2 separate regions of the Homo sapiens genome follow, and region 1 is linked to region 2. A link is an interaction called in ENCODE POLR2A ChIA-PET data of the cell type or tissue named here. Cell type or tissue: PC-9. All regions are shown on one strand. Links, peaks and the distances in the headings refer to the core of each region. The heading gives the core; the rest is flanking DNA.

Region 1 (11,538 bases), core at 991-8,990, 54 kb after region 2:
AAGGGAGCCTCTATAGGTTCCCAGATGACCCCAGCTGAGCAGACTTCCTCGCTTCCTTCTCCTTCCTTGCTACTGGTGTTTTCTGTAAGTTCTCTGTTGGATTCCAGTGTTCTCTCTTAGATGACACATTACTCATTATTTTTGATCTTCCTGGTAGAAGAAGAAAGTACTAGATACATCTTGCATCCTGAGCCCCTCCTCAAGTCGTTCTGTGTGATACTCATCAGTATTTGTTGAGGCTTTTTTTTTTTTTATTGTAGTCTATATACATGGTCAGGTATGTTTTTCAAAAGAACATATATTCTCTTACGGGTAGGTACAAAGTTCTACATATGTCCGCTAAATCAAACTTGTTACTTTTATTGTTAAATATTTTATTGTTTAAATATGTCGTTAATTTTTTTAACTAATCTGTCCACCTCTGAAATACACCTGAAATTTTCCATGCTTTCTTCTGGAATTCTGTCATTTTGTTTTAGAAATTTTGAGGCTATTATCAGGTACATAAAGGTCAAGACTGTTATAACATATTGGTGAATTTTTATTGTAATGTAATGACTTTTATTTTTTTGAGACAGGGTCTCAGTCTGTCATCCAGACTGGAGTGTAATAGCTGATCATAACTCACTGCAACTTCAAACTCCTGGGCTCCTGCAATCCTCCTGCCTCAGCCTCCCAAGTAGCTGAGACTACAGGCATGTGCCACTGAACCAGGCAAATTTTTTATTATTTTCATTTTTTTATAGAACCGGAGTCTCGCTTTGTTGCCCAGGCTGGTCTTGAACTTCTGGCCTCAAGAGATCCAACAATTTTGGCCTCCCAAATTGCCACTACAGGCATGACTCACCATGCCCAGCCTGACTCTATATTTAATAATGCTTTTTGCCCTAAAGTCTACTTTGAATGATATAAATACATATATACCAGCTTTCTTTTGGTTTGTATTGAAAGAATATCCATTTTTATCCCTTTTGCCCTTTTTACGTCCTTATATTTTAATCATATCTCTTATATAGTATATAGCTGTATTTTGTTTTATCTCACCTGATATCTATAATTTGACCAGTAGATTTAACCCATTTATTCTGTCAGAGATTAGTGCCATATCTGGTTTTCTTTTTTACCATCTTATTTGGGGCCATTTACCCTGTATTTCTTCTCTTTCCCCTCCTATTATTTAAGTTAATTAGTAAATCATCCTTAGACACCTGGACAATTTCTAGGTAAGCTAGAAAATACAAAGCATAGGTCACCAATCTAGTTTTATTATGCCTTTAACTGTATTTTTATATATATTGAGCATCAATTAGCATGCTTAAGAGAATGTCCCTATGCCTTTGGGTGATATTAGTGTTTATGAAGGTACTCTGTGTGTCAGCTCTTAGTCACCTGCCTGATGGTTTTCTCTTGTCTGTGAGGAAACAAATTTATTGCTGTAGTTAATGATTGTAACTAATGTCTATGATTAAGACTACACTAGATAGCCTGGGCGCAGTGGCTCACGCCTGTAATCCCAGCACTCTGAGAGGCCGAGGCGGGCGGATCACCTGAGGTCGGGAGTTCCGAGACCAGCCTGATCAACATAAAGAAACCCCGTCTCTACTAAACATACAAAATTAGCCACCAGATGTGGTGGCGCATGCCTGTAATCCCAGCTACTCGGGAGCCTGAGGCAGGAGAATTGCTTGAACCCAGGAGGTGGAGGTTGCGGTGAGCCAAGATTGTGCCATTGCACTCCAGCCTGGGCAACAAGAGCAAAACTCCATCTCAAAAAAAAAAAAAAAAGACTACACTAGATATAGTTGTTGCTATATATATACATATATATACTTGAAAATGGATATGTTTTGTCTATTTATCAAGAGAATTTTTAGTTTACTAAGGCAAAAAATTCAATAAGATACATGTGCTTGCTTACATACTATGCTAACAAGGTTAACCGTATTTTAAAGCTAGTCAAGACCGGATGCAGTGGCTCATGCCTGTAATCACAGCACTTTGGGAGGCCGAGGCAGGCAGATCACTTGAGGACAGGAGTTCAAGACCAGCCTGGCCAACATGGTGAAACTCCGTCTCTACTAAAAATACAAAAATTAGCCAGGCATGGTGGCTCTCACCTGTAGTCCCAGCTACTTGGGAGGCTGAGTTAGGAGAATTGCCTGAACCCAAGAGGTGGAGACTTCGGTGAGCAGAGACTGTGCCACTGCACTCCAGCCTGGGCGACAAAGGGAGACTCTGTCTCCAAAAAAAAAAACTAGTCAAAAGCTTTAAAATACCATCTATTTGTATATATATAACCATACACATATAATGAAATATTAAGATTAGTAGCCAAAAAAAGCTCATAAACCATTTTTAAAGAGAAAATTCGTAATACAGAATAAGTTCAATCTTTAAATAAAGTTTTTGTACCTTTGTCATCACACTCTTGAATCAATCTAACCAAAAGCTCCTCAGTTCTTAAAAAAAACCCTCCTATTGTGCATATTGTCACTTTAAAGCAAGATGTTTTCTTGTATTTTGGTATTTATGACTTATGCATCTCTCTCTCTCTCTCTCTCTCTCTCTCTCTCTATATATATATATATATATTTTTTGAGACAGAATCTCGCTATGTCACTCAGGCTGGAGTGTAGTGGCATGATCTCAGCTCGCTGCAACCTCCACCTCCCTGGTTCAAGAGATTCGTCTGTCTCAGCCTCCCAAGTAGCTGAGACTACAGGCACGCACCACCATGCCCGGCTAATTTTTGTATTTTTAACAGAGACGGGGTTTCATCATATTGGCCAGGCTGGTCTTGAACACCTGACCTCGTGATCTGCCCACTTTGGCCTTCCAAAGTGCTGGGATTACAGGGGTGAGCCACCGCGCCCACCCTGACTTATGCATATATTTAAGCCAATTTTCTTTGACAATTTTCTTAATTTCCTAACTTAAGACCTAAATGAAGAATGATTGAATTATTAAGAGGCCTTTTACATCTAAACTTTCTTTGGAGTGACCCGGATGGCCATAATGTTTTATTATCTCATGAAAGGAGAGATACTAAATATAATTAGACATGTTTGGTAGTTTACTTATTTAGATTAACTAAAACACTGTATGAGTTCACTTAATAACTCACAGCTCTGCCCATAGGATACAAATGTTCAACAGGCATTTTCTTTCTTAAATAATAACCTCTCAAAATCATCTCGAACTTGGGCATTTCCTAACTATGCTAAAGCCTTCTCATTGTTTGTACATGAAAGACTGGTTGTCAGCTGGGTGCGGTGGCTCATGCCTGTAATCCTAGCACTTTGGGAGGCCAAGGTGGGTGAATCACCTGAGGTCAGGAGTTTGAGACCAGCCTGACCAACATGGTGAAACCCCGTCTCTACTAAAAATACAAAAATTAGCCAGGTGTGGTGGCGCACACCTGTAATCCCAGCTACTCAGGAGGCCAAGGCAGGAGAATTGCTTAAACCCGAAAGGTGGGGGTTGCAGTGAGCCAAAATAGTGCTATTGCACTCCAGCGTAGACAAGAGCAAAACTCCATCTCAAAAAAAAAAAAAAAAAGACAGACTGGTTGTTTTAGTGATGTTTACTCAAAACTAGGGACTCATTACAAGCTCATTACCTTCTATATTATTTGTCTGCTTCCTTTTTAGCTGTTAAATACTGCTCCAATCTAAATCTAGCTGCCCTATTTCCCCTTCCTGATGAAGAGGAATCTCAATATTGTCCAATATTTAAAATCTAAGCATGCCCAGTCTTGATTTGACTGATGTTCTCCTGTACAACCCTGATATATTGCCTTTTGATTATGACTCATAATTAAAAATGAATCAAGGTATACTTTGCACCAAATATGCTATAACTTTGAAATATTCCATTTTGGAATACTTTATAAGCAACAGCTTAGACAGCTAAACTGATAGCTCTATTAAGAACACGCCATCACGCTAAAGGATTAAGAGTTAACATCCATATTGTCTACAGATGAACTTTCAGGATTGCTTGTGATTTCAGCACATTGTGCAAACAAAGGGGTTTCCTAACTTCCTCAGACAACTGAATCAAAAATGGAAAAGAAACTAATGACTTACTAAAGATACTCCAACACCCAAAGCAAATTTCAGTCATTAAGAATAAAGTGCATGCTAAAGGTCATGCTTTAAAGCCTGCTACCTTGGCCGGGCACGGTGGCTCACACCTATAATCCCAGCACTTTAGGAAGCTGAGGCGGGTGGATCACGAGGTCAGGAGATCGAGACCATCCTGGCCAACATAGTGAAACCCCGTCTCTACTAAAACACAAAAAATTAGCAGGGCATGGTAGTGGGTGCCTGTAATCCCAGCTACTCAAGAGGCTGAGGCAGGGGAATTGCTTGAACCCAGGAGGCAGAGATTGCAGTGAGCCAAGATCGTGCCACTGCACTCCAGCCTGGTGACAAAGCAAGACTCCGTCTCAAAAAAAAAAAAAAAAAGGCCGCCACCTTATACAAACAGCCCTTTCTAGCTTTACCAGCGTTGGTATTATAACAATAGTTGTTCAATCTGATTTCTGTATATAAGAGGGATTAAAATACAACACTCTGCCCTCATTGGGGGTAGAAGGGTGGATAAGAGGAAGGACATTGGTTTTGTCAAGACTGTTTCATACTGCTTGGTTTCTCCCAAACTACCTCCAGCTCAATAATTTTCATGCTGCAAAAATAATAATATAATAATAGCTCAATTGACAGGGACAAACTGGCTCAAACTTTATAAAGTACTAGTCAAAAAAGTCTTACCTAAGAGGCTTACTCATTTTATTTATCATATCAATGCATTAATTTATTAATCATATCAATGTATTGTTCATTTTAATTATAATAATCCAGAACAAATATACAAAGAAACACCAACATTAAAGACCATTTGAGGCTGGGTGCAGTGGCTCACGCCTGTAATCCTTTGGGAGGCCAAGGCAGGCGGATCACTTGAGGCAAGGAGTTCAAGACCAGCCTGGCCTACATGGTGAAACCCTGTCTCTAATAAAAATACAAAAATTAGCCAGGCGTGGTGGCGGGTGCCTGTAATCCCAGCTACTCGGGAGGCTGAGGCAGGAGAATCTCTTGAACCCAGAGGCAGAGGTTCCAGTGAGCTGAGATTGCACCACTGCACTCCAGCCTGGGTGAAAGAGCAAGACTCCATCTCAAAAAAAAAAAAAAAAACTTTTTAATAATAGTTTATAACATTTCTGGTAGACTACAGCTTTCCCTTATTATTTTTTTTTTGGTTTTTTTGTTGTTGTTGTTGTTTTTTGAGACAGAGTCTTGCTCTGTAGCCCAGGCTGGAGTGCAGTGGCACATCTCGGCTTACTGCAACCTCCACCTCCCATGTTCAAGCAATTCTCCTGCCTCAGTCTCTCGAGTAGCTGGGACTATAGGCTCATGCCACCATACCCGGCTAATTTTTGTATTTTTAGTAGAGACAGGATTTCACCATATTGGCCAGGCTGGTCTCGAACTCCTGACCTCATAATACGCCCGCCTCAGCCTCCCAAAGTGATGGGATTACAGGTATGAGCCACCGCGCCCAGCCTCCCTTAGTTTTACGTTTTTAAGTTTTATACATAGGCCTGATGATATTGCAATTTACTTCTTAAAATCTTCATAAGCTTTCATATTAAACTATTATAGAAACACTCTATGAGGCTGGGCTTGACACATCCCGTAACAGATTTCATCCTTGGTATGTAGTAATCTTGTATTTTTTCAAAAATGAATCTCATATACATAGTCTTATGCCCAATTTACAAACTCTGTTTCTCAAAAGAATACCAATAGATACATTGTGTCTCCCATCATCACCAGCATAATCTACAACTGAAAGACTAGTTTTTTATTTATATTTATATTATATTATATTATTATTTATTGAGACTGAGTCTCACTCTGTTGCCCAGGCTGGAGTGCAGTGACATGATTTTGGCGTACTGCAGCCTCCGCCTCCCGGGTTCAAGCAATTCTCCTGCTTCAGCCTCTTGAGTAGCTGGGACTACAGGCATAAGCCACCATGGCAGGCTAATATTTGTATTTTTAGTAGAGACGGGGTTTCACCATGTTGGCCAGGCTGGTCTCAAACTCCTGACCTCAGGTGATCCACCTGCCTCAGCCTCCCAAAGTGCTGGGATTACAGGCGTGAGTCACTGTGCCAGGCCCTATATTTATATGTTTGAGACAGGGTCTCACTCTGTCACCCAAGCTGGAGTGCAGTGGCGCAATCTCAGCTCACTGCAACCTCCACTTCCTGGGTTCAAGCAATTCTCCCGCGTCAATCTCCCAAGTAGCTAGGACTATACAGGCGCATGCCACCACACCCGGCTAATTTTTGTATATTTTGGTAGAGACAGGGTTTCACCATGTTGGCCAGGCTGGTCTCGAATTCCTGACCTCAGGCGATCCGCCTGCCTCGGCCTCCCAAAGTGCTGGGATTACAGGCATGAGCCACTGCACCTGGCCTGGAAGACTAGTTTAGAAACAGTCACTGATGAAAGTTAGAGTTAGAACCACATTGGAAATGACCATTTGGGTATTTTAATCTCATAGACACCGTTCTGAAGCTCCAGGCCCATAGTCATGGATACATGCTTCACAGTGGTGCTTAGGTCTCAGAAACTGAACATTCAGCCCCACTGGGAATTGACCCTGACACTCATTATCAGGTGTCCAGAGGAGAAAACTCTCCTAAGTAGACATCTACTTTTTAAGATTCTATGAATTGAGACGATAACATCAAGTATATACCACTCTCTCCAAAAGCTTTCTGATCCCTGAGCAGAAAGCTGACTTATATTTAGACTTATATCTCATCTTATGTTTATAATGTGTATCTGAAAATTCCAGGGTCTGAATTCTTTGTGGGTATGGTTCTGTTTATTTGTGCTGACTCTTGCTCAGGACATTCCAGTACTGTGATTTTTGCTGACAGTTCACGTTCACTGGAACTTTATGGGGATTTTTGAAGCTTGTGTTGGGGTAACCCTTCTCTCTCTGGTGAGGATTTGTGCTGACTACCATGCCCTACAAACCTAGGTCAAAGTTAAATTTGCCCCATGTAACCTTTTTAGATATGCAGGTAACTTGAACTCGGACTCCAAACTGGCATGAGGACTGGCTCTTAGCCACACATTCTCAGAAGAGACTCTTTCCTCCAACCTGAGCCAAGGCAAGATACACACATTGCTCTGCTCTCTGCTTTTTCAGATAAATATCAGTTTTTCTTTTGGGGGGGATGGAGTTTCACTCTTGTTGCCCAGGGTGGAGTGTAATGGTGTGATCTCAGCTCACCGCAACCTCTGCCTCCCGGGTTCAAGCAATTCTCCTGCCTCAGCCTCCCGAGTAGCTGGGATTACAGGCACCCACCACCACGCCCGGCCCTTTTTTTTTTTTTTTTTTTTGTATTTTTAGTAGAGACAGGGTTTCTCTCTGTTGGTCAGGATGGTCTCGAACTCCCAACCTCAGATGATCCACCCGCCTCGGCCTCCCAGAGTGCTGGGATTACAGGTGTGAGCAAATATCATTTTTTCTAATTCACCCTTTCTCTGAGGGCAAAACTCTTTATGGTTCTTGGTTTAGGGGAATCTTCATTCTAACTCCCTGGTTTGAGCCCTAAGCTTTTCTCCTGGCCTATGTGCCACCTTCTTAAAACTAGAATCCGGCCAGACATGGTGGCGCAAGCATATAATGCAAGCACTTTGGGAGGCAAAGGCAGGTGGATTACTTGAGCTCAGGAGTTTGAGACCAGCCTGGGCAACACAGTGAGACCTCATCTCTACTAAAAATCAAAAAAATTAGCTAGGCATGGTGGCACAAGTCTGTAATCCCAGCTACTTTCAGAAGGCTGAGGTGGGAGGATCACTTGAGCACAGGAGATCAAGGCTGCAGTGAGTTTGATCACGCCACTGCACTCCAACCTGGACAACAGAGCGTGATTCTGACTCAAAAAAATATAATAATGGCTAGGCGTGGTGGCTCATGCCTGTAATCCTAGCACTTTGGGAGGCCGAGGCAGGCGGATCATGAGGTCAGGAGATCAAGACCATCCTGGCTGACACGGTGAAACCCCGTCTCTACTAAAAATATGAAAACAAAATTAGCCGGGCATGGTGGCAGGCGCCTGTAGTCCCAGCTACTCCAGAGGCTGAGGTGGGAGAATGGTGTGAACCTGGCAGGCGGAGCTTGCAGTGAGCCAAGATCGCACCACTGCACTCCAGCCTGGGTGACAGAGCGAGACTCTGTCTCAAAAATATATATATAATAATAATAATAAGAAGAAGAAGACTAGAACTCTGGGCCACCTGGGCTTAGTAGATACTCTTAGGGGCAACTGATACCCTAAGCACTTGCTTACCTCCCTAGCTGCAGACTTACTTTGGTCTGGCTCCAGAAGATTTCTTTTTGCAAACTAAATAATATGTTTTGGCCGGGTGCAGTGGTCTGTAATCCCAGCACTTTGGGAGGCCGAGGTGGGTGGATCACCTGAGGTCAGGAGTTTTGAGACCAGCCTGGCCAACATAGCTGAAACCCCATCTCTACTAAAAATACAAAAATTAGCCAGGTGTGGTTGTGGGCACCTGTAATCCCAGCTACTCAGGAGGTTGAGGCAGGAGAACCGCTTGAACCCAGGAAGCGGAGGTTGCAGTGAGCCGAGATCATGCCATTGCACTCCAGCCTGGGCAACAAGAGTGAAACTCCGTCCCAAATAAATAAATGAAATATTTTTAAAGGTGTTCTTGTTTAACATTCTAACAGGCTTCATATCAAAGTAAATACTTTCTAAAATTGAGTCTGCCATATTGCCAAAAAATAGAAGTCTACAAATTCTATCTCTTCCTAGCCGTCTCACAAATCCAAAACTTCAGTAGTTACTGATTCCAGTACCATATCTAATTTTCCTTCAACATTTTTCTTTAATGACACTACCTCCCATCCACCTATTTACAACAAAAAATTGAGCAAAGCTCCTTCCTCCCTCAAGCGTTCACATCTTAGTATAACTCTCATTGATTCTAAGTTCTAAATATTTCTTAAATTTGTTCTCTCCTTCATTCTAGCTACAATTGCCTTCACAATTCATTATTTCTTTTCTGGGTCACTAAAATAATCTGTTTCCATGCTTACCTCCCACAAATCCATTCTTTACATAGCTGTCAGCAAAACCTATTTAAAATAAAAATTGGATCATGCCGTTTGCATAATTAAGTCTTCAGTAACTCCATATTGCTGTCAAGATAAAGTCGCAGGCCAGGCACAGTGGCTCACGCCTGAAATCCCAGCCCTTTGGGAGGCGGAGGTGGGTGAATCACTTGAGGCCAGGAGTTTGAGACCAGCCTGGGCAACAGAGCAAGACCCCATCTCTACAAAAAATACAAAAATTAGCCAGGGATGGTGGCATGTGCCTGTAGTCCCAGCTACTCAAGAGGCTGAGGTGGGAGGATGTCTTGAGTATGGGAGGCAGAGGTTGCAGTGAGCCAAGATCGCGCCACTACATTCCAGCCTGGGCCACAGAGTCAGACTCTGTCTCAAAAAAAAAAAAAAAAAGATAAAGTTTCAATTACTTATCGTGGCATATAAGGTCCTCTACAATCAGTCCCTCCCTGTGCTGGGTCATACCAAACTACATATCATCTTTTGCTTGATCTGCCATCCTCCAGTCAACCCTACACCTCATCCCAGCTTCCCCAGCCACTGTCAGCTCCTTATCTTTCAAAACCCAGGTTACAAATCTTCTCTTCCAGGAAACTTGCAGGCAAATCCTTACTGCACCCTTTGTTACATCACAGCGCATGACGTGCTTCACCATCACTGCACTTACTACACCGTATTGCAGTCATTCTTCTGTTGCCCCAATTAGACTATGAATTCCCTTCAAAGGCAGGTAAAATTTTATCGTTATCCACAGTACCTGGCACAGTGCTGATTACATGAGGTACTTAGTATCTATCAAATGAATGAATTAATGTTTTTGACTTCTACAATACCTTTTGAGATTGACTCCTACTTCCACTGCTACTCTCAAAGTTCAGGCCCTTTATTCTGTCTCTATCCCCTCACATGTCCTTCTACCTCTAGCTTATTAACCCACCTAATGGTACCCAAATTATTTCTAAAGCACAGTTCTGATCATGTCCTGCTTACCGTCAGAAACTACTATTGCTGTTAGCCCTTGGATTTTTTTTTTTTTTAAAGAGACAAGATTTCACTCTGTCACCTAAGCTGGAGTGCGGTGGTATGATCATAGCTCATTGTAACCTCAAACTCCTGGGCTCAAACAATTCTCCCACCTCGGCCTCCCAAGTAGCTAGAACTACAGGCACATGCCACTGCCAGTGATGCCCGGCTAATCTTTTTTTTGTTTTATTGTATTTTTGTAGAGACAGGGTCTTGCTATGTTGCCCACGCTGGTTTTAAACTCCTGGCCTCAAGCAATCCTACTGCCTCAGCCTCCCAAAGTGCTGGGATTACAGGCATGAGCCACAGCACCCTTCCGGAATCTTGCCTCATTTTCCAGCAGCTCACAGCAACCTACTGACTTCCCAAAGACAGCTCAGCTCCATCCTAATGACCAAACCAGCAGGGACATGGGGCAGGCAGTGCCCAACCAGCCTCCACTCCAACTTCGTTCACCATCTAATGAAGCTTATTAGCACTAGACAGCCTTGTATATCTAGGATCTGATGGTACTAGAGATAGCTATGGATTCCCATATTATCCAGAGTCACTGCCATCCCCATTTTGACTTTATGGAAGACTCCATTTCATCACTCCACTCTACAGCAGCAGTATACTGAGAGCTAGGGAAGGGAAGGAATGACACTACAAGGTGGGGAGGGGATCGTCTATAGAGAATTTTAAAACAATAAAATTGACTTTTAGTCCATTTGTTTTTTATCATCATCAAGCATCAGCAATTCTAAACAATGTCAGAATATTGTTTATATATTCTCTCCCACCAGGGTGGACTGGTCCCACCACCACTATCTGTTGGTGTGCCACTGCTATTCAGGCATCACCCTCTTTTGAAACCTTTTACCCACCCCAAAACAGAATTAATCACCTCTTCCTAAACCCTAATGCACACTTGAGTCTCTACAAGACCACAGGCACATCAAGGAGAGCATGTCTTTAACCCCTAGTACACATTCATAAACACATACTCTTCCTTTGCCTCAGCTTCCCAGTAAGGTCCTTGGTGAGTAAAATGTGCTTAGTCCCAGTTACTCTATATTGATAGAAGACAGCATCATGCCTTACACTCAACTCTTAGACCAGACTAAATACACATAGAACATAATATGAATTCCAAAGGCTGGTATTCACAGAACACCATAATCTGGACATAGTTCTTATTCCTAAATACTAAACCTTATACTCTGTTTATACCAAATTACTTATACACTTGGTATTTTTCTGCCTATTACAAGTCCTTTTTGTTTTCCAGTACTTTGTGTCTGATTTACCTAACTGCTAAGCCCCAGAAGAAAATTTAAACACTCAATTTTGGCTGGGC
Region 2 (10,040 bases), core at 2,041-10,040:
ATAATATAGCATTCCCCGAGATAATTTTCTTTCACAATTAAGGAAAGGGCTGAATAAATATCTCTGTTTGAAGTTGAATAACAAAAATTAGGACCCCCTAAATTTTAGGACTCCTGAAATTCGTCTTTTTGCCTATATTCAGCTACTTTACGTTCTATTAAATCTTCTTTCAGGCCAGGTGCACTAGCTCATGCCTAGAATCTCAGGCAGGCCTGAGCCCAGGAATTTGAGACCAGCCAGGGCAACACAGTCTCTACAAAAAAATAAAAAATTACCTGGGTGTGTTGGTGCATGCCTGTAGAACTACTCAGGATGCTGAGGACTGCTTGAGCCCAGGATAGCCAAATCTGTGGTGAGTTCAGCCACTAAACAGAGCGAGACTTTCTCAAAAAAACAAACAAAAAAACAAACAAACTTCCTTCAAAATAACTTTTTATCTGCAATGTTTTCCTATTGCCTGTGAGATTAAATTTACTCTTTTACCTGATTTCCAAAGCCCTCCATAATCTAATCCGACTTTACCTTGTGTTCACTGCAAAATAGCAGGACTGTTCCACTACAATCCAAAAATCACAGGTTGGGTGCAGTGGCTCACTCCTGTAATCCCAACACTTTGGAAGGCCAAGGCAGGTGGATTGCTTCAGCTCAGGAGTTCAAGACCAGCCTGGGCAACATGGCAAAAACCCTGTCTCTCCAAAACATACAAAAATTAGCCAGATGTGGTAGTATGTGCCTGTAGTCCCAACTACTCAAAAGGCTAAGGCAAGAGGATCACTTGAGCCCAGGAGGTCAAGGCTACAGTGAGCCATGTTTGCTGTGTCACTGCACTCCAGCCTGGGTGATAGAGCAAGACCATGTCTCAAAAAAAAAAAAAAAAAGAAAAGAAAAGAAAAAAACATCGCTCTATTCAGTTCACCCCCACCACAACATTGTTTTGATTATCACATAAATGCTGGTCCATTGCCTTCTCTATCTATTCAAATCTTTAAGCATTCTTTGAGATTCAACTCAATTCTCCTTTTCAAACTAGGCCATTTAAACTACATCAGTTCCATTTTGATTTTTTTGCTTTGAGTCTACAGACTCAAAAACAAAAACTTAAAAACTTATTTTTTAAGTTTTCTGCTACTCTCACCTCTTCAACACTCACATACACGCATTCATAATAAGATGGCAGAATGTTCAAGGATAAAATGATTTATAGAACTGAAAAGTTAGGTTTTGATCTTGTTGCTGTCAAGATGACTACCTACCTGATCTCAGGTAATTAATTATGTAGCATGCTCCCTCATTTCATCCCATACCTATTCAACAGGATTGGAATTCCACAGCAAGGATAAACATAATCATAGTTGCTTTTCAAGTTCAAGGCATTTTAACTTTTAATCTAGTAGTATGTTTGTTGTTGTTGTTGTTGTTTGAGATGGAGCCCTGCTGTGTCACCCAGGCTGGAGTGCAGTGGCACGAACTCGGCTCACTGCAACCTCTGCCTCATGGGTTCAATCAGTTATTCTGCCTCAGTGTCCCAAGTAGCTGGGACTACAAGGCACATGCCACCATGCCTGGCTAATTTTTGTATTTTTAGTAGAAACAGGGTTTCACCATGTTGGCCAGGCTGGTCTCGAACTCCTGACCTCAAGTGATCCAGCCGCCTCGGCCTCCCAAAGTGCTGGTATTACAGGCATAAGCCACCGTGCCCAGCCTAATAGTATGTTTTTAAACTCTTAGTGGCTTAACAATGCTGGTTGTATAATAAATATGCCATAAATATTTACTGTCTTAGAATTATGAAGAAGTGGTTACTAGGCCGTTTGCCACATATCAATGGTTCTCTCCTTACAGCTTTAACTAGAGTCTAGAATTGCAGGTTGGTAGAGCTGGAACAGACCTTAAAGACTGACTAGCCAACTTCCTTGTCCAAATGAGGGAACTGAGACCCTTAAAATTAAGTGACTTGCCCCAGACAAAACTGGAACTCATGTGTCCTAATTTCCATCATGAAATTCTACCATTCACTAGCCTCTGGCTAGTTGTCAAAGTATTGCATAACTAAATTTTTATGTCTGTTTTAAAGAACAAATTGTCACTGCTTACTCCTGGGAGGATCTTTCTGAGGTGGTTTATAACTCTTAAAAAAAAAAAAAGTCAGTAGTCTGAGAATTTTAGATGAAATAGTCAAAGCATTTTTATCCAATGGATACTATAATTTTCATAGATTAGAGTTAAAGCAAAGAAACACGGATGAGAAAGGAAGAGGAAAATTGAGGAGAGGAGGAATGGGGATGAGAACACACTACTTGTAATCAGTCATAGATGTATTGAGAACTAACAAGAAGAATTGTAAGAAAATAAGAATGAAGAATTCAAAATCAACACATGAAATAAAAAAGAAACTACTAGGGAAAAATGGAGAAGACATTAGAAAAATTATTCTATTTTTAAAATTCTGTTTTCAGGCTTCCCTCCTGTTCTTCCTCCTTCTCATTGGCTTTCAGGTGGAGGGAAAGTTTAAGATAGAAAAAATATATATATTCTACACATCCCTTTCTACGCTGTTGTCATGGCAACAAGGTTTATCATAGCAAACTTTTATTCATACAACATTTATTGAGTTCTTACTGTGTGGTAAGCTCTTTCCAGGTGTTGAAAATTCAGGGGAAAAAAGACAACTCATTGTCTTAAAACTCAGATGAAAGCTGAACAGACCTATTTTTAATCAAAGTAATCTCAATTTAGGGTAGTAAGAGCTATTTAAGAAGCATGAACAGGTGTGAAGGAGGTAGGACTCTGAGGAGAGAATAATTAGCTAGGAATGAAAGAGCAGAGAAGTTTTCCTAGAGGAACTATTAAAGCTGGGAGTTACGGGATGAAAGATGAGGCAGGGTTTGCAGGCAAAAAAAAAAAAAAGGCAGGGGAAGGGGAAGTTCTGGCCTGGCAGAGAGAATAACTGTGGCAACAATGGAGGAGAGTCTGGAAGCAAGAAAACCAAGTAGAAGAGTATTAAAATAGAAGATGCCAGGGGTAATGAGGGCTTGATTTAAAACAGTGCTGTTGGAGATGGAGAGGAGATACCAAATTCTGGAGACATTTCTGAGTTAGAATCTACAGTATTTATCAGACAAGGGAAAGATTAGACAAAGGAGTTAAGAATGACTCCCAGGTTTCAGTTTGGGGCAGGTAACTAGGACATGTTTTGAAAAGTAATGTATTAGATCTCTTACCATTGGAACTATGTATGTGGAGCCAAATTAAAATTTGTACATGTATATAACTCTCCCCCCACCACCAGTAACTACTTCCCTAACTCTCTACTTTGTAGCCAGACTTCCTAAAAGAATAGTTTGTAGTCACTGTCTTTACTTTTCCCCTCCCATTCTGTCCTAGATATTTGTCCACCTACCATCTGCTGCCTCCACTTTACCCAAACTGTTCTACGGTTGCCCAAAACTTCCTAATTGCCAAATTCAATGAACAAGTTTAAGCTTATATGTAAATTAGGAGCTCTACAGTTTGATTTCGAGCAGCCCCTCCTGAAACCCTTTCTCTTTTGACTTCTGTGACACATCTCAGATTTACAAAACTGAACTAATTATTTTACACTTGAGCTGTATTTTCGTTCTTTTTTCTTAATGAATGAGGTAACCACTCAACAAATTGCCCAAGCCAAAAACTACGAAGTCATCCTCAGTTCCTCCTTCTTCTGTTTGACCCACAACAGATCAGCTGAGAAATCCCGCTGTTTAGTATCTCTTGAATTCATTACCTTAATTTATAGCCTCATCAACTCTTAATTGTTAAAATTACTTCAGTAGTTGTTGTCTGACCTCTGTCCAATCTTGTTCAATCAGGTCCATTCTTTTGTTCTTGGTGGTGGTGGTGGTGTTGACAGAGTTTCGCTTTTGCTGCCCAGGCTGAAGTGCAGTGGAGCACTTCACTGCAACCACAGCCTCCTGGGTTTAAGCAGTTCACCCTCCCGAGTAGCTGGGACTACAGGTATGTGCCACCACACCCAGCTAATTTTGTGTTTTCAGTAGAGACAGGGTTTCACCATGTTGGTCAGGCTGGTCTCAAACTCCTGACCTCAAGCAATCCACCCACCTCAGCCTCCCAAAGTGCTGGGATTACAGGCATGAGCCACTGCACACGGACCAGATCCATTGTTTATGTTGCTTCTAGAGTGAGTTGAGTTTTTAAAACACAAATTTGACCATATCTTTCTCCTATTTAAGTCAGTATTTTTTTTTTCAGGAAAAAACAGTTCAAACTCTTTAGTCTGCTTACACAAGGCCTTTGTAGTCTGACTCTTCTTTCCAAGCTTTCATCAAAGTATACTGCAAGTTGCATTTTATGTGAATTGAATTAGGCAACGGTATAAAAATTATAGTTTATATGGGCAAAATGGAAATAATGTTAACTCTTCCAAATAGTTTATCTAGAATGACATAATTTCAAAGCTGTCAGGTCAAATGAGTTATAAACTGTTAACACTATTGCCACATGCAAGTGTCTCTTATACTTGGTAGAATTATCTGCTTCCATGTCATTATTATGTAAATTAGACTTTAAATAACTCAGAAGTTCTTCAGACATACAGGTTATTATTGTGCTTTTTAAACATAATTTTAAATAATTTTATATATGATAATGTTATCCAAGTGCTAAGGGATGTATTGTTACTGCTGTGCAAAAAAAAAAAAACTCCAAATAAATATGTTGAAACCAAGTTTATATGCAAGAAAACAATATTAAAAAGGCCAAAGTACCACCATAATAGGCTGTGTGGAGACAGCAGGCTACAAAACACTAGTAATAATGCTGAGAAAGTTGAAAAAAGAAAGAAAGCAACAATATGCTTTGGTTGTTGTAGGTTTATGTACTCCAAGAATATCTCCTCTCAAACTTTTACGTTTTTTCCAAAGAAAAGTTAACTTTGGCTGGGCGCAGTGGCTCTTGCCTGTAGTCCCAGCCTTTGGGAGGCCAAGGCGGGCAGATCACCTGAGGTCAGGAGTTTGAGACCAGCCTGACCAACATGGAGAAACCCGCCCCCCTCACTACTAAAAGAATACAAAATTAGGCCGGGCACAGTGGCTTACCCCTGTTATCCCAGCACTTTGGGAGGCCGAAGCAGGAAGATCACCTGAGGTCAGGAGTTCGAGACCAGCCATGGAGAAACCCGTCTCTACTAAAAATACAAAATTAGCCGGGCGTGGTGGTGCATGACTGTAATCCCAGCTACTCAGGAGGCTAAGGCAGAGAATCACTTGAACCCAGGCAGTGGAGGTTGCAGTGAGCCGAGATCGTGCCATTGCACTCCAGCCTGGGCAACAAGAGCGAAACTCTGTATCCAAAAAACAAAAGAAAAGAAAAGGTAACCTTGAACTATGTGAGATCTTTAGAAATGCATTCTTTCTGTAAAATGTGACTACATTTGCCTTATTTATGGTAAAAATGTTGAGGCCTCAAACAACCCATATTTTCTCGGTCTCCCCGCTGCCTAGCCTTTGTTCACATTGCTTCTTCTTGGTGGAAGCTCTTCCTCTGGCCTTGAAAATGCCTGCTTCTCTTTCAAGGTAGCACAGTCATCACTTTCTGTGGTAACCTTCTCCAGCACCATCAAACAGAAAGAATGAATCTCTTGTAAATTCAGCTCTTACGTCATTCATTACATTATTTTGTAACTCTTTATAGATTCTTCTCTCCCACTAGACTCTGAGTCACTGGAGAGTAGGAGCCAACTCTCATTCATGTGTGGTTTGGTCAGCTACTGGCCACATTCCTGATGCATAGTTAATGCTCAAACCTTAACTGGTGAATCAGCTCAAATATTGTCCTTCTCTAAATCCATTCACTCATTGACTAACTATGTACTCAAAATAGTAAACACCAGTAATTTAATCCAATTCCTGCCCATACTGCTTGGTACATTTCAGGTGAATTAGTTTGATAAATATGTGTGTATTACATAATATTAAAGTATGTACAGAAGATCATGCTAATCATTATTTCACCAACTGATAACTAATCAAAACATAGAGTGCCTCTCAGGTTAACAAATGTCTGCCTTCTCAGTTAATGCAGTCATTAACAAACACCTTCTGATGCTGATAATAGGGCCTTGTTCAGCAATGAAGCCATAAAGGTGAATAAAGAACATGCCCTCGTGGAGCTCACAGCCTAGTCATTATTGTTCTGATTTTTAATATTAATGTTGGTTTGGGTTTTGGTGAAAAATGTTTAGACTTATCTTAGTGATCTTTTCATCCTTTGCTATATTATTTTTCTCTAAGAGTCTTCCTTATCCCCTCCTTTAAAAAACTAGGTGATAATTCTAAATTGTAAATTTAAATATTATAAATAGCTTATAAAATTTAATATTTATAATATTTAAATGTTTGATAAATATTTAAATTTTATAATATTTAAATGTTTATTTAAATTCATTTGTACATCAGTTTTTATTTTATTTAAATGTGTTGGCCAGGCATGGTGGCTGACACCTATAATCCCAGAACTTTGAGAGGCCAAGTCAGGCAAACCATTTGAGCTCAGGAGTTTGAGACCACCCTGGGCAACGTGGTGAAACCCTGTCTCTACCAAACATATGAAAACTTATCTGGGTGTGGTGGCACGCATCTGTGGTCCCAGATGGGAGTCCCAGGCTAAGATGGGAGAATCGCTTGAACCCAGGTGAGAGGGGTGGGGTGGATGTTGCAGTGAGCTGAGATCGTGCCACTGCACTCCAACCTGGGTGACAGAGTGAGACTCCATCTCAAAAAAAAAAAATGTTATCTAAATAAGATAAATTTAATAACTGTTCGCACTTAGATGAGCATAAGGAACTAAACCTAGATAAAACTATCAAATAAGGCCTGGGTACAGTGACTCATGCCTGTAATCTCAAGCACTTTGGGAGGCCAAAATTATACAAAGTTAGTTGTATAACACCAACTAACAACTATTTTGGGGTTAGCTTAATTCAGATTAATTTTTTTTAAACTGAGTTTTAAATTCCTGCTTACTCTACCATACATGCTAGGCCTCATATTATGCTAGAAAAATTTTGAGCACAGATTTATGAATACTCTCCTGCATACCATTTAATTTTTAAACAAATTTTAATGCAGTATATATGTGCCTTTTTACCAACACATTAAATAATAAGATCTACTGTGAGGACTAAACTTCTGTAATTTCAAAGTAGTAATGAGTTTAAACCATGTCTCAAGATCTCTGCAATAATTGTAGCACAACAGAAAATAGGTATTTCTATTAATGACAGAGTCACAAGTACTACTAATAATACTGTGGTTTGTTTCCTGCAACTAATCATGGGAGGAATGCTAAATTTCAGAGGTTGGTGAAAATACATGTGTATTTTTTTCCCCATCCAAGTTCACAGATTTCTCACACTGAGAACTCCTATTCCATAACAAAATTCTGGAAGCCTGCACACCGTATTGGAAGAGGGGCAGAAAGGAAAAGCAAATGGAAGGATTTAAATTTTTTTCAAATCCTGTATCCCTTGATTTTACAGCAAGATTGTATTTATGTATTACTTGTGTTAAAAATATAGTATAATCGAGACTCCAGATCAAAAATCACCGCAGCTCAGGGAGAAAGAGGGCCACCAAATGCCAGAGCCCTTCAGCCTTCTCCCACCCTGCCTGTACCCTCAGATGGAAGCACTTTTTTATCATTGTTTCACCTTTAGCATTTTGACAATGAAGTCACAAACCTTCAGCCTCTCACCCATAGGAACCCACTGGTTGTAAGAGAAGGATGAAGCCAGTCCTTCCTAAAGGGCACGATTAGATGTGTTTATGGCATCCTCAGGTGAAACTATATTTATATTGACAATATATTTATATTTCTCAAGGAATACTAGAATAATGATTCAGTTCAGTACTAGGCCATTTATCTACCCTTTATAATATTGTTTAATGAGAAAATGCTTTCTATCTTCCAAATATCTGATGATTTGTAAGAGAACACTTAAACATGGGTATTCATAAGCTGAAACTTCTGGCATTTATTGAATGTCAAGATTGTTCATCAGTATACTAGGTGATTAACTGACCACTGAACTTGAAGGTAGTATAAAGTAGTAGTAAAAGGTACAATCATTGTCTCTTAACAGATGGCTCTTTGCTTTCATTAGGAATAAAGATGGCTGCTGAACCAGTAGAAGACAATTGCATCAACTTTGTGGCAATGAAATTTATTGACAATACGCTTTACTTTATAGGTAAGGCTAATGCCATAGAACAAATACCAGGTTCAGATAAATCTATTCAATTAGAAAAGATGTTGTGAGGTGAACTATTAAGTGACTCTTTTTGTCACCAAATTTCACTGTAATATTAATGGCTCTTAAAAAAATAGTGGACCTCTAGAAATTAACCACAACATGTCCAAGGTCTCAGCACCTTGTCACACCACGTGTCCTGGCACTTTAATCAGCAGTAGCTCACTCTCCAGTTGGCAGTAAGTGCACATCATGAAAATCCCAGTTTTCATGGGAAAATCCCAGTTTTCATTGGATTTCCATGGGAAAAATCCCAGTACAAAACTGGGTGCATTCAGGAAATACAATTTCCCAAAGCAAATTGGCAAATTATGTAAGAGATTCTCTAAATTTAGAGTTCTGTGAATTACACCATTTTATGTAAATATGTTTGACAAGTAAAAATTGATTCTTTTTTTTTTTTTTCTGTTGCCCAGGCTGGAGTGCAGTGGCACAATCTCTGCTCACTGCAACCTCCACCTCCTGGGTTCAAGCAATTCTCCTGCCTCAGCCTTCTGAGTAGCTGGGACTACAGGTGCATCCCACCATGCCTGGCTAATTTTTTGTATTTTTACTAGAGACAGGGTTTTGCCATGTTGTCCAGGCTGGTCTTGAACTCCTGATCTCAGATGATCCTCCTGCCTCGGCCTCCCAAAGTGCTGGGATTACAGGCATGAACCACCACACATGGCCTAAAAATTGATTCTTATGATTAATCTTCTGTGAACAATTTGGCTTCATTTGAAAGTTTGCCTTCATTTGAAACCTTCATTTAAAAGCCTGAGCAACAAAGTGAGACCCCATCTCTACAAAAAACTGCAAAATATCCTGTGGACACCTCCTACCTTCTTTGGAGGCTGAAGCAGGAGGATCACTTGAGCCTAGGAATTTGAGCCTGCAGTGAGCTATGATCCCACCCCTACACTCCAGCCTGCATGACAGTAGACCCTGACACACACACACAAAAAAAAACCTTCATAAAAAATTATTAGTTGACTTTTCTTAGGTGACTTTCCGTTTAAGCAATAAATTTAAAAGTAAAATCTCTAATTTTATAAAATTTATTTTTAGTTACATATTGAAATTTTTAAACCCTAGGTTTAAGTTTTATGTCTAAATTACCTGAGAACACACTAAGTCTGATAAGCTTCATTTTATGGGCCTTTTGGATGATTATATAATATTCTGATGAAAGCCAAGACAGACCCTTAAACCATAAAAATAGGAGTTCGAGAAAGAGGAGTAGCAAAAGTAAAAGCTAGAATGAGATTGAATTCTGAGTCGAAATACAAAATTTTACATATTCTGTTTCTCTCTTTTTCCCCCTCTTAGCTGAAGATGATGGTAAAGTAGAAATGAATTTATTTTTCTTTGCAAACTAAGTATCTGCTTGAGACACATCTATCTCACCATTGTCAGCTGAGGAAAAAAAAAAATGGTTCTCATGCTACCAATCTGCCTTCAAAGAAATGTGGACTCAGTAGCACAGCTTTGGAATGAAGATGATCATAAGAGATACAAAGAAGAACCTCTAGCAAAAGATGCTTCTCTATGCCTTAAAAAATTCTCCAGCTCTTAGAATCTACAAAATAGACTTTGCCTGTTTCATAGGTCCTAAGATTAGCATGAAGTCATGGATTCTGTTGTAGGGGGAGCGTTGCATAGGAAAAAGGGATTGAAGCATTAGAATTGTCCAAAATCAGTAACACCTCCTCTCAGAAATGCTTTGGGAAGAAGCCTGGAAGGTTCCCGGGTT

Evidence for each region. Peaks named below come from ENCODE experiments on the same cell type or tissue, not always from the same donor. Only the 100,000 strongest peaks of a DNase experiment are listed, where the experiment ranks them.
Region 1: POLR2A ChIA-PET joins it to region 2 with 5 read pairs; 9 of 35 experiments call an interaction of 5 or more read pairs at or near these places.

The regions. Positions count from the first base shown.
Region 1 is chr11:112,096,157-112,107,694 of GRCh38, reverse strand. No RefSeq gene overlaps it. Among named protein-coding and RNA genes, the nearest start is that of SDHD, 15 kb to the right of the region's middle. RefSeq lists a silencer at 7,716-7,924. In PC-9, for the core only: no CTCF peak of the experiment used is centred there; no DNase peak of the experiment used is centred there.
Region 2 is chr11:112,153,180-112,163,219 of GRCh38, reverse strand. IL18 (interleukin 18) reads left to right here. Exons shown (of 6, transcript NM_001562.4): 2 at 8,159-8,245; 3 at 9,617-9,628. The coding sequence starts at 8,167. Among named protein-coding and RNA genes, the nearest start is that of IL18, 5.9 kb to the left of the region's middle. RefSeq lists a silencer at 5,660-5,954. In PC-9, for the core only: no CTCF peak of the experiment used is centred there; DNase peaks (open chromatin) are centred at 5,779 and 6,849; H3K4me3 peaks cover 1,408 bases; H3K27ac peaks cover 5,273 bases.